Linked DNA regions of Homo sapiens: region 1 is linked to region 2. A link is an interaction called in ENCODE POLR2A ChIA-PET data of the cell type or tissue named here. Cell type or tissue: A673. All regions are shown on one strand.

Region 1 (5,000 bases), 77 kb before region 2:
CAGTAGGATTACCTGAGGGGGGATTAAATGAGATAATAAATGAAGAGTGGTTGACACACTGTGGGTAAATGTTAACTATTAACACTATCAACACCTTCCCTGTTTTGCTCAAGGTCAAAACCCGATAGTTCCCTCCTCTTCTTGCTTTCTCCCTGACCCTGTTCCATTTGCCAGGAAATGACCCTTCTTATCTTTTTGGACAGAAGAATGCACTCAGAAGAGAGCACGTGGGAGAGCAGGAGGAGATCCAGGGGTCTCTGTCCTTGCTGAGACCTGCGTCTCCCCTCCCACCGCACTCAGACCCAGGGCTTTCCACGAGCATCTCTCTTGGACAAAGCTCTGCCCAAGGGTTCATTTTAGAGACTTCTGTAACTCAAGAGGATCAGTATTAATCTTCCCCACCTACAAGATGAGTGGCAGCCCAAAGCCAAGTGCTTCCCAGCCAGGGAGAGAAAGACATGGAAGTTCCCTTCTTTTCTGTGTCTCTCCCCGCCTCCTTTTTGCGGGGGAGCTGAATGTGCTCCTCTGGAGGGACTGAGGGAAGCCAGGGCTGGCTCAAAAGTGATTTTGCCTAGATGAAGCTGGCAGCTGGGAACCACTTTCCCTCCGCTTGCCCTCTGCCGGGGAAACTCCATGACGGAGACAAGGCAGCTGGCAGGGAGAAGCCTCTGGATTGGGGCTGCTGGGGCTGCTGCAGTGCCAGGCAGGGCCACACAGGAACACATGGGCCCAGAGGCAGATGCTGATGCCACCTTTCCTTGCTGAGGACTCCCTAGAAAGGCAGTGCCTTGGAGCCTGCGGGGAAGACTATCTTTACCTGTAGCACAGAAGCAAATATAAAGGAACACAGAACTAGTGGAAAAGGTACGGGGTTGGGCTCTGAAGAATGGGGTCCCAGCCCTGGTGCTGCCACTCCACGGCCGTGTGATTTTTGGTCAAGGTGCTTAAGATCTTTCCCCAAATTCTAGTTTCCCTATTTGCAAAATGAATGTTGTAATACGTCCCTCATAGGAACTGTGCAGAGAATTAGTTGAAATGATGTATGGGAAGCTGGGACACGGGAGATGGCTAATAAATATTCATTTATTCCACAGAGGAATCGAAGAGAAAGGAAATCGCTGGATTTTGGAGGCTTTATGATTTATCAGCTTATTCTATGGAATTAAGCCCTGGGCATCATGCTATTTGTCAGGGGCCTGGTTCTAGCGAAGATATGTGTTTATCTTTCACTATGAGATCCCAAGAGTCTCCCGAAATATTCTGGGCCTCAGAACTGGTTTCTCTGGGTGGCAGAGTATCAGAACACAGGGCAGAAGGAACCTGTTCCTCAGAGATCCAATCGACATCTCCCTTAAGCCTTTTGCTGCCCTCCACGAACCCATCCTTTTGTGCTGCCAGCTCCATGTCCCCATTCCGGGGGAGGCCAGAATGACACATCTACATGTCACCCCGTAGTCTACAATGTCGGGAAGGAGCTGTGTCCCTGCTGGAATTGAAAAACATCCTTGAGGGCTGCAACTTTTACAGGGAAAGTTACCATGCCAACGACAGCCTCCTTGCCTGACAGGGATGAAAGGAAACAAGGCTGTGGGTGACATGCATCTATTGTGTGTCCACAAACTTGCCTGGAATCTATCAGGGACTGCGGACTGCTGCTCAGCAGGATGGAACAGGAGGATTCAGGTTAGATTTCAGTGGGACTCCGGGATGGGCAGGACTGATGAGGGCAGGGCAGGGCCAGCAAGCGAGGATTGGGAAATGCTTCTCTGAGATTGATACCCATCTCTTGGTGAAATGTGTGGGTGTGGTACTGACAGCAGGCGTGGGAGGGGACGGTGTCCTAGATACCAGTTTCTGGCTGTGATGGGAACCTCGACTTCCCCCAGGTTCTTTCTGCCTTCACAGGATGGTCTAGGAGGTTACCTATGCTCTGGGTTAGATAGAAGAGGGCATGGCAGGTCACTGGGGCAGTGGGGCCACAGGCATGCCTATGGAGAAGGCCCAGTCTTGGCGAGGAGGCCCCAAGATGCCTAAGGAGGAGCGTCTCCTTCAAGGGGCAGGGCTTCCAGGGAGAATGGCCCCCACTCCCGAACAGGGAAAGGGCACAGAGGACTGAGGAGCTGGCACTGCCGAAGCACCTACGCCACGTCAGGCACTTGACACAGCCCCCATTTCATTTAATTATCTCCACAAACCTGCACAGCAGGAACTCTCACTCCCATTTCACGGAGGAGATGAGGACACAGGCTCAGGAGAAGGTGAGTACCCGTCCCAGCATCACCCGGCTGGCAAGGGGAGACGCTGGGGCTGGAACCTCGCTGTCTGAACTGGAAAGGAAAACTCCACATTCAGGGTGCCCTATTTTCTTCTGGAAAGATCTCTCCCGAAGCCGTCCGCTCCTCATTCTGCCCTTCGTACAGGCTTCCCGGGCCTGAGACGGCTGGGAAGAGGCTAAAGGGGCACGACCAGCCGGCGTCTGGGAAACCGCTCCTGCAGCCTGCAACTGCGAGGGCCCGGGGCCGCCACGCGGGCCCCCCGGCAGCCTCTCGTTTCACCCCAGCCTCCGGAGAGGGCCCGAGGCTCAGAGACGAAGGCACTGCACCCAAGGCCACAGATCGTGCATGGCTTTGCTGGAATTCCCACCGGGCCCGCAGGCGTCGAGGCCGCGTAGAACCCCGGAGCCCCTGCGCCCCTGCGCCCCGCCCGCGGCTGCGAGGCTCGGTGCCCGCAGAGGCTCCGGCGGAAACGGCTCCATCCCGGGCGGGCTCCCGCCCCCGGCCCGCCCCCGTCCGCCCCGCGCCATGTATGGCGCTTCCTCCCCGAGCCCTACAAGGCGCTTCCTCCCGGCCCCAGGCCCATACAAGGCGCTTCCTTCCCGGCGCGGCTGGCTGGCGGCCCGCGGGCTGGGAGCCCGGTCCGCTGGGCCCGCCCAACCTCGGAGCCCGCGGCCAGCGGACCTGCTGCCAAGGAGGGGGCGGCAGCGGCGGGAGGGACGGGAACGCGGGGCCTGGCCCGGCGCGGGAGGCGCGGGACGGGCCGACTTGGGGGTCCCGCTGGTCCCCGCTGGTTTCGTATTTTGCCTCGCTTTTCTCCCCTAGCCCGGAGCACAGCACGCCCTGCCGGAGGTCTTTCAGCGGCCCCAGCCCGGGACCTCCAGCCACACGGGCCTCCGAGCCTCGCCGGCCGCTCTCCCCTGAGAGTTGACAAGTGGGTCTTCCCTGACATCTCTCTTCCTCCCCGCTTGCGCTTCTCGTACCTCCCTGGCTTCAGCCGAGCTGCCCCCTCCGCCTGGAATACCCTTCCCACACTATTCTGGCAGAAAGAACTGCTACGCATCCTTTACTTGGTTCAGACTTCTGGCCTCCTGGAAATCCTTCCCACCCCCACCCATAGGTCACCAGCCTCTGCTGAGCTGATTTAGGATCATAGGATCTTAACAAAGTGTCGTTATCTGAGTGATCCTGTTTCAGGCCTGCCGCAGTCCCTTTTCACCTTGGACAGTCATTTTTGACTTTAGGTCTGGTCCCCAACGTCTCCACCTGCTATGGCTCCCCGTGGTCTGAGGCTCATGACCCCACAACCCTACTTGAGTAGTTTGACTCTGCAGGAGAAAGCTGGAGGGGTAGGGTGAGGGGAGCCACAGCTGGGGCAAGTGTACACCTGGAGTGAGTTGGGGCTGAGCACTGCCCCTGGGTGCCCCCATCACCCAGAAGGGCCTCTCCTGCTCAGCCTGACAGCTCTGGTTTATCCACCACTGAAAGAACCAGCAAGCCCCTACAGGCCCTCCCGACAGCGCCTCCAGAAACAAACCTGGCCCAGCCATGTGGTTACCCTGATCTGATCTGCCATGAGAAAGGTCACAAACAGGGACTGGATCTCAGCACAGAGGGCTGCCAGCAACAGTTCCCGAGCCCCCTCCCCCCATGTTCCAGCAGGACAGCTGTCACAAAGTCCAGCTTTCTGCTGGGGAGGAGACAAGCAAGTCCCCATGTGGCCAGCTAGACCCGCCTGTGAGCCTGTGATTGTTCTGCCACAGGTAAGGCAGGGAAAGAAAAGCTCAGAGCTTGGGGCTGAGTGGGTGAATATGTCAGAGAAGGGCCTTTTAGGGCCAAGCAGCCTCTGGGCTTGATCCAGAATAAAATCACTCACAGGCTTCCAGGCGCAACACACACACACACACACACACACACACACACACACACACACAGTGGCTTCCAGGCGCAACACACACACACACACACACACACACACACACACACACACACACACACAGTGGCTGCAAATCCAAAATTTAAGGAGCCTTGTGGGTCTCCACAGCCCCAGGTTGGCTGAATGCCTGTGAATAGGGTGCATGGAGAGAATCTCAAAGGTCCAGGAGGTAGGTTTGGGAAAAAACTGGGTCTCAGAATCTGGGCTGCACACTTAGAGCCTAGGATACCTCTTGGCTTGTTTTCCCACTTAGGGCTGCAGGCCCCCAGCAGCCTTCTCTGTAGATCTATGCTCTAGGATTGTGGGTAATGCAGTCCACAGAGGCCAGGCTCCTAGTGATGCTGCTTCCTGCCCTCTCCTCCCCTCCTCTCAGGCCCCTGACAGCCACCCGCCTTCCTGCTCCAGGAGGAGGGCAAGTCAGAGTGAGGAGGTGGGCTCCTTGCAGGGATGGGAGATCCCAGGCTGGAAACCAGTGAGCTATTTATGATTGAGCTTAGCCAAGGGGCAAGGTGTGAGGGGAGCTCCTGTAGGCTGCTACAGAATTTGCAGGAACCCCAGGCCTCTGCTTGGGTAGGGCTTTTATTCTCTTCTGTGTGCAGGGTCCTTGATTCTTTTTTTTTTGAGACGGAGTCTCACTGTGTCACCCAGGCTGGAGTGCAGTGGTCTGATCTTGGCTCACTGCAACCTCCGCCTCCCGGTTTCAAGCAATTCTCCTGCCTCAGCCTCCCGAGTAGCTGGGATTACAGGAATGCGCCACCATGTCCGGCTAATTTTTTTGTATTTTTAGTAGA
Region 2 (5,000 bases):
CAATCACCTGAGGTCAGGAGTCCAAGGACCAACCTGGCCAACATGGCAGAACCCTGTCTGTACTATAAATACAAAAATTAGCCAGGCATGGTGGTGCACACCTGTAATCCCAGCTACTTGGGAGGTCGAGGCAGGAGAAATCACTTGAACCCAGGAGGCAGAGGTTGCGGTGAGCCAAGATCACGCCATTGCACTGTAGCCTGGGCAACAGGAGCAAAACTCTGTCTCAAAAAAAAAAAAAAAAAAAAAAAAAAGACACTCAGAGACTCTCCAATTCACAAGGAGAGAGGTTATTTAATATTGTCAGTTAAGACAGCAGTTTTTCCAAGCTAGTAATTCTAGTTTTAAACACTGCCAGAGCAGGTTTTAAAATAAATGTCTTTAACTGAAAGGCAAACAAGTACACCCAGCACATCATTCACACATTATTTAGCTCCAGTATATGTAACTGATTTGAGTGGCTAAAAAAATTTCAGCTCATAAAGAAACTAAAGACCTTACTGTCCCTGTGCTCATGGCAAAGGTCTCTAGAAACCAGAAAACTGAAAAAACAAACAAACAAAAAAAACTCAACTGACATTAGGCCAATTAGAAAATACTATTTATTTTAAATAAGCTCCGGCTGAAAATATCCATCAAGACTGCTCGAATTTTCCGTGTCTCACCTGCACAGATGAGGAGAGTTCACATTTAGCCTTTTCAGCAGCTTCCCGTACCCTCTGAAGTGCCATGTTGTCTTTAGTCAAATCAACCCCTGTCTATAAAGTGAAGACATTGAACACCAAACACCAGCATTAGTGAGGTGATAAATAAACTGCAGTAATAAGGTGGAACAACACAAAATGGAGTCATACCTTTATATATAAGCATGAATTACTTTTTATTACCCTTAATGTGTAGGGAAAAAAAATATTCTGAAAAGAGTATCTGTGTCTAGAATAAGGGGGTTGAACTGAACTCGTAAACAAAGCAAAGAGCAATCTGAACAAAGAATTTCTCAATATCCCAACGTCTACATATTAACCACATTGGTAACTCACCTCTCTCTTGAACTCCTTCACAATGTGCCGTAGCAAGGCCTGGTCAAAGTCTTCCCCACCTAAGAAGGTATCCCCATTTGTGGATTTCACCTCAAATACTCCTTTCTGAATTTCCAGGATAGAAATATCAAAAGTTCCACCACCTAAATCATATACAGCAATGCTGTAAATGATTTGTGAAAAAAAAAAGAAAAGAAATCCTTAAGAACAAAACCTATCACCAGGATATAAATTTCAATAACCAAATACAGATAATCTAAGCTATTTCCCTGAGATATGTACTAGTTAAATTACCATGGCCCAAAAGAAAAGAAAAGAATGGTTTTGAAATGAAAAAACAAAGACAATACAGACTTAAAATCAGTAAAAGCACTGTAAAAGGCTCAATTACTAAAAAATTAAGTGACACTTTAGTTTCACACATCCAGGTGAGAAATTTACTGCACAAACTTACACTTTGTCTTCTGATTTGTCTAGACCATAGGCAAGAGCAGCAGCTGTGGGCTCATTAATCACCCGAAGCACATTCAGTCCAGATATCTGGCCAGCATCTTTAGTGGCCTAGAGAAAACAAAGAGAAAAACATTTTTGTACCCTTCCATCCCAGGCACCTTACTTTTTGTGAATAAGAATGCTAATTGACCTCACCTGTCTCTGCGAGTCATTGAAATAAGCTGGGACTGTGATCACAGCATTTTTTGCTGTGTGCCCCAAGTAATTTTCTGGAAAAGAATGAAATTCAATCATGGAATTCTGTCAGAACAGAATTATTAATATAGCCCAACAACCTGTGTCATCCTTTTGCAGCCACAGACAACATTCTTCAGTCTTTTGGTAAGTGACCTAATATGTCCTTGCAGGAAACACTCCAAGTAAATACACTGGTTAAAAACCCAAGATCAGGCCGGGCACGGTGGCTCACACTCGTAATCCCAGCACTTTGGGAGGCTGAGGCGGGCAGATCACCTAAGGTTGAGAGTTTTGAGACCAGCCTAACCAATATGGAGAAACCCCATCTCTACTAAAAATACAAAATTATTCAGGCATGGTGGCGCATGCCTGTCATTTCAGCTACTCAGGAGGCTGAGGCGGGAGAATTGTTTGAACCTGGGAGGCGGAGGTTGCAGTGAGACAAGATCGCACCACTGCACTCTAGCTTGGGCGACAGAGCGAGACTCTTGTCTCAAAACAAACAAACAAACCCAAGATCGGCCGGCCAGGCACGGTGGCTCATGCCTGTAATCCCAGCACTCTGAGAGGCTGAGGCGGATGAATCACCTGATTTGTCGGGAGTTGGAGACCAGCCTGACCAACATGAAGAAACCCCCATCTCTTTACTAAAAACACAAAAGTGGCTAGGCATGATGGCGCATGCCTGTAATCCCAGCTACGTTGGGGGGGAGGGAGAGGGCAGGATAATCGCTTGAACCCGGGAGGCGGAGGCTTTGGTGAGCCGAGATTGTGCCACTGCACTCCAGCCTGGGCAACAAGAGTGAAACTCTGTCTCAAAAAACAACAACAAAAAAACCCCAAAAAACAGAAACCCCTAAGATCACTCTTTCAACATTTTAGTGAAGGTTCACTAAACTACAATGACCTTTAGACTTACAACAGCCACTTCAAATAGGAAGTTCTAATTTATACCTAACAGGGACAAAAGCTTAATGTGTAGTCTTGTGGCTTTCAATATAGAACATTACCCCCTACTGGAAAAAAAGAAACAAGCCAGCCACCATTAGTGAGATTTGAAGATTAATTCAATCTGCAGGGAAAGCATGAAGTATAACACAGTTTTGCCATTCCTAGTTTTTCTATACAAAAGGGACCACAGATTCATCTACAGGAGCTGGAGCACAGGGAGCTAGTGATCTCACAGGAATCATTGTTCTTAGAACTTTCCCAGATGTGAACTAAACCCACTCACCTGCAGTCTCTTTCATCTTCATCAACACAAATGCTCCAATCTGACTCGGAGAATACAATTTCCCATGAGCCTCAACCCAGGCATCACCATTGGAGGCACGGACAATTTTAAAGGGAACATTTTTACTGTAAGACACAAAAATTCTATTAGAGAAAACTACCTGAACAACTTACCATGACAAAATTACCACATACCATGAACATCCATCTTCCACCCCAAGAGACTCATTCATGGCCAACAAATGACAGTTTGTGAAATTCTTTAGAAAGCAATCACTAACATGGTTTATGAGAATTACAAGGCAAAATGAAATAAATAAATAAAAAGAAAGCAATCACTAACATATAAAAACATTATGATGAAACCTCAACATTCTTTATTTAGCGCCCCAGGCAGAAGATTTTTGCAGCCACTTTAGAATAATTTGATGAAACCGTTACTGTATGATCCAGCAATTCTACTCTCTAAGACAAATGGAAATATTTATGTCCACACAAAAACTTGTACACAAATGTTTATGGCAGCATTATTTCTAATAGCCAAAAAGCAGAAACAGCTCAAATGTCCATCACTTGACAAATGGATAAACAAAATGTGCTGTATGTCCATACAGTATAGTATTATTTGGCCATAAAAAGGAATGCAGTACTGACACATGCTACAACATGGATGAACCTTGAAAACATGCTAAGTGAAAGAAGCCAGTCATAGAGGTCCACGCAACTCCATGCATACAGAATTCATATTCTACTCAAGCTCAATAAAGCTGTTTAAATTTTTAAAAATATTTAGTTTATATATATATAGACAGAGACACACACAGTCTTGCCTTGTTGGCCTAGATGGTCTTAAACTCAGCCTCAGACAGTCTTTCCACCTCTGCCTCCTAAAGTGCTAGGATTACAGACATGAGCCACTGCTCTAGGCCTAAAACATTTTGTATACAACAGGAAACTCTACCTATGCTTCTAGTTTTTTTTTTTTTTGAGACAGGGTTTCACTGCTATTACTCAGACTGGAGTGCAATGGCATGATCTCAGCTCACTGGAACCTCCGCCCCTCAACGCTCAAGCCTCACTAGTAGCTGGGACTATAGGCGCGCACCACCGAGCTTGGCTCTTTTTTGTATTTTTTGCAGAGGTGGCTTTTCCCCAAGTTGTCCAGGCTGGTCTCGAACTCCTGAGCTCACCTCAGCCTCCCAAAGTGTTAGGATTACAGGTGTGAGTCACCCCACCGAGCCTCTAGTATGTCTATTTTAGAAAAAGGCAGGCTGGGCATGGTGGCTCACGCCTGTAATCCCAATAATTTGGGAGGCTGGGGTGGAAGGGTCAGTTGAGTCCAGGAGTTCAACACCAACTTGGGCAACATAGTGAGCCCCGTTTCTATTGGGAGGGGGGAAGAAAAAAGAAAAATCAAGTCTTTTTCTGTACTGGATCAACACATGATAGAACCTATGCCATTTCTGCCTTATGTATTCAACACTGAACTATGTGGTTTAGGAATGCTTTGCAAATTTTCATGTATCATGTCAATACATAGCAAAGACCTAATCTGTAAAGACAAAAATGAATTTTTTTCTTTTGAGACAGAGTCTCAGCAGCCCAGGCTGGAGTGCAGTGGCAGTGATCTCGGCTCACCGCAACCACCGTCTCCCGGGTTCAAGTGATTCTCCCGTCTCAGCCTCCTGAGTAGCCGGGATTACAGGCACCCACCATCATGCACAGCTAATTTTTGTATTTTAGTAGAGACAGGGTTTCACCATGTTGGCCAGGCTGGTCTTGAACTCCTGACTTCAGGTGATCCACCCACCTCGGCCTCCCAAAGTGCTAGGATTACAGGTGTGAGCCACTGCACTGGCCAAAAATGAATTTTTTAAAGGGATTACCCTTTTGGCAGTGGTACAGATTTCCCCTAGGGACAATAAGTAAAATTACTAAAGTAAGGTGCTCCAGGGATCCTCATCAACATGCTGAGGCTCTTCTGTGTGGCCCTTGCAAATAACTGCTTTTTGCAAAAAACTTTTGCTGTTACTCACA

The links. ChIA-PET counts read pairs that join two places held together with the same protein. Peaks named below come from ENCODE experiments on the same cell type or tissue, not always from the same donor. Only the 100,000 strongest peaks of a DNase experiment are listed, where the experiment ranks them.
Region 1: POLR2A ChIA-PET joins it to region 2 with 5 read pairs; 8 of 35 experiments call an interaction of 5 or more read pairs at or near these places.

The regions. Positions count from the first base shown.
Region 1 is chr5:138,489,327-138,494,326 of GRCh38, forward strand. It overlaps LOC124901078 (a long non-coding RNA gene), which reads left to right and starts at 3,002. Exons shown (of 2, transcript XR_007058953.1): 1 at 3,002-3,207; 2 at 3,936-3,999. RefSeq lists enhancers at 1,673-2,366, 2,367-3,059, 3,754-4,445 and a silencer at 2,518-3,157. In A673, no CTCF peak of the experiment used is centred here; a DNase peak (open chromatin) is centred at 2,835; H3K4me3 peaks cover 1,496 bases; H3K27ac peaks cover 1,936 bases.
Region 2 is chr5:138,565,961-138,570,960 of GRCh38, forward strand. It overlaps HSPA9 (heat shock protein family A (Hsp70) member 9), which reads right to left. Exons shown (of 17, transcript NM_004134.7): 4 at 5,000; 5 at 2,965-3,089; 6 at 1,689-1,762; 7 at 1,495-1,601; 8 at 1,041-1,203; 9 at 666-758. Among named protein-coding and RNA genes, the nearest start is that of HSPA9, 6.9 kb to the right of the region's middle. In A673, a CTCF peak has its summit at 2,702 (motif pointing left); no DNase peak of the experiment used is centred here.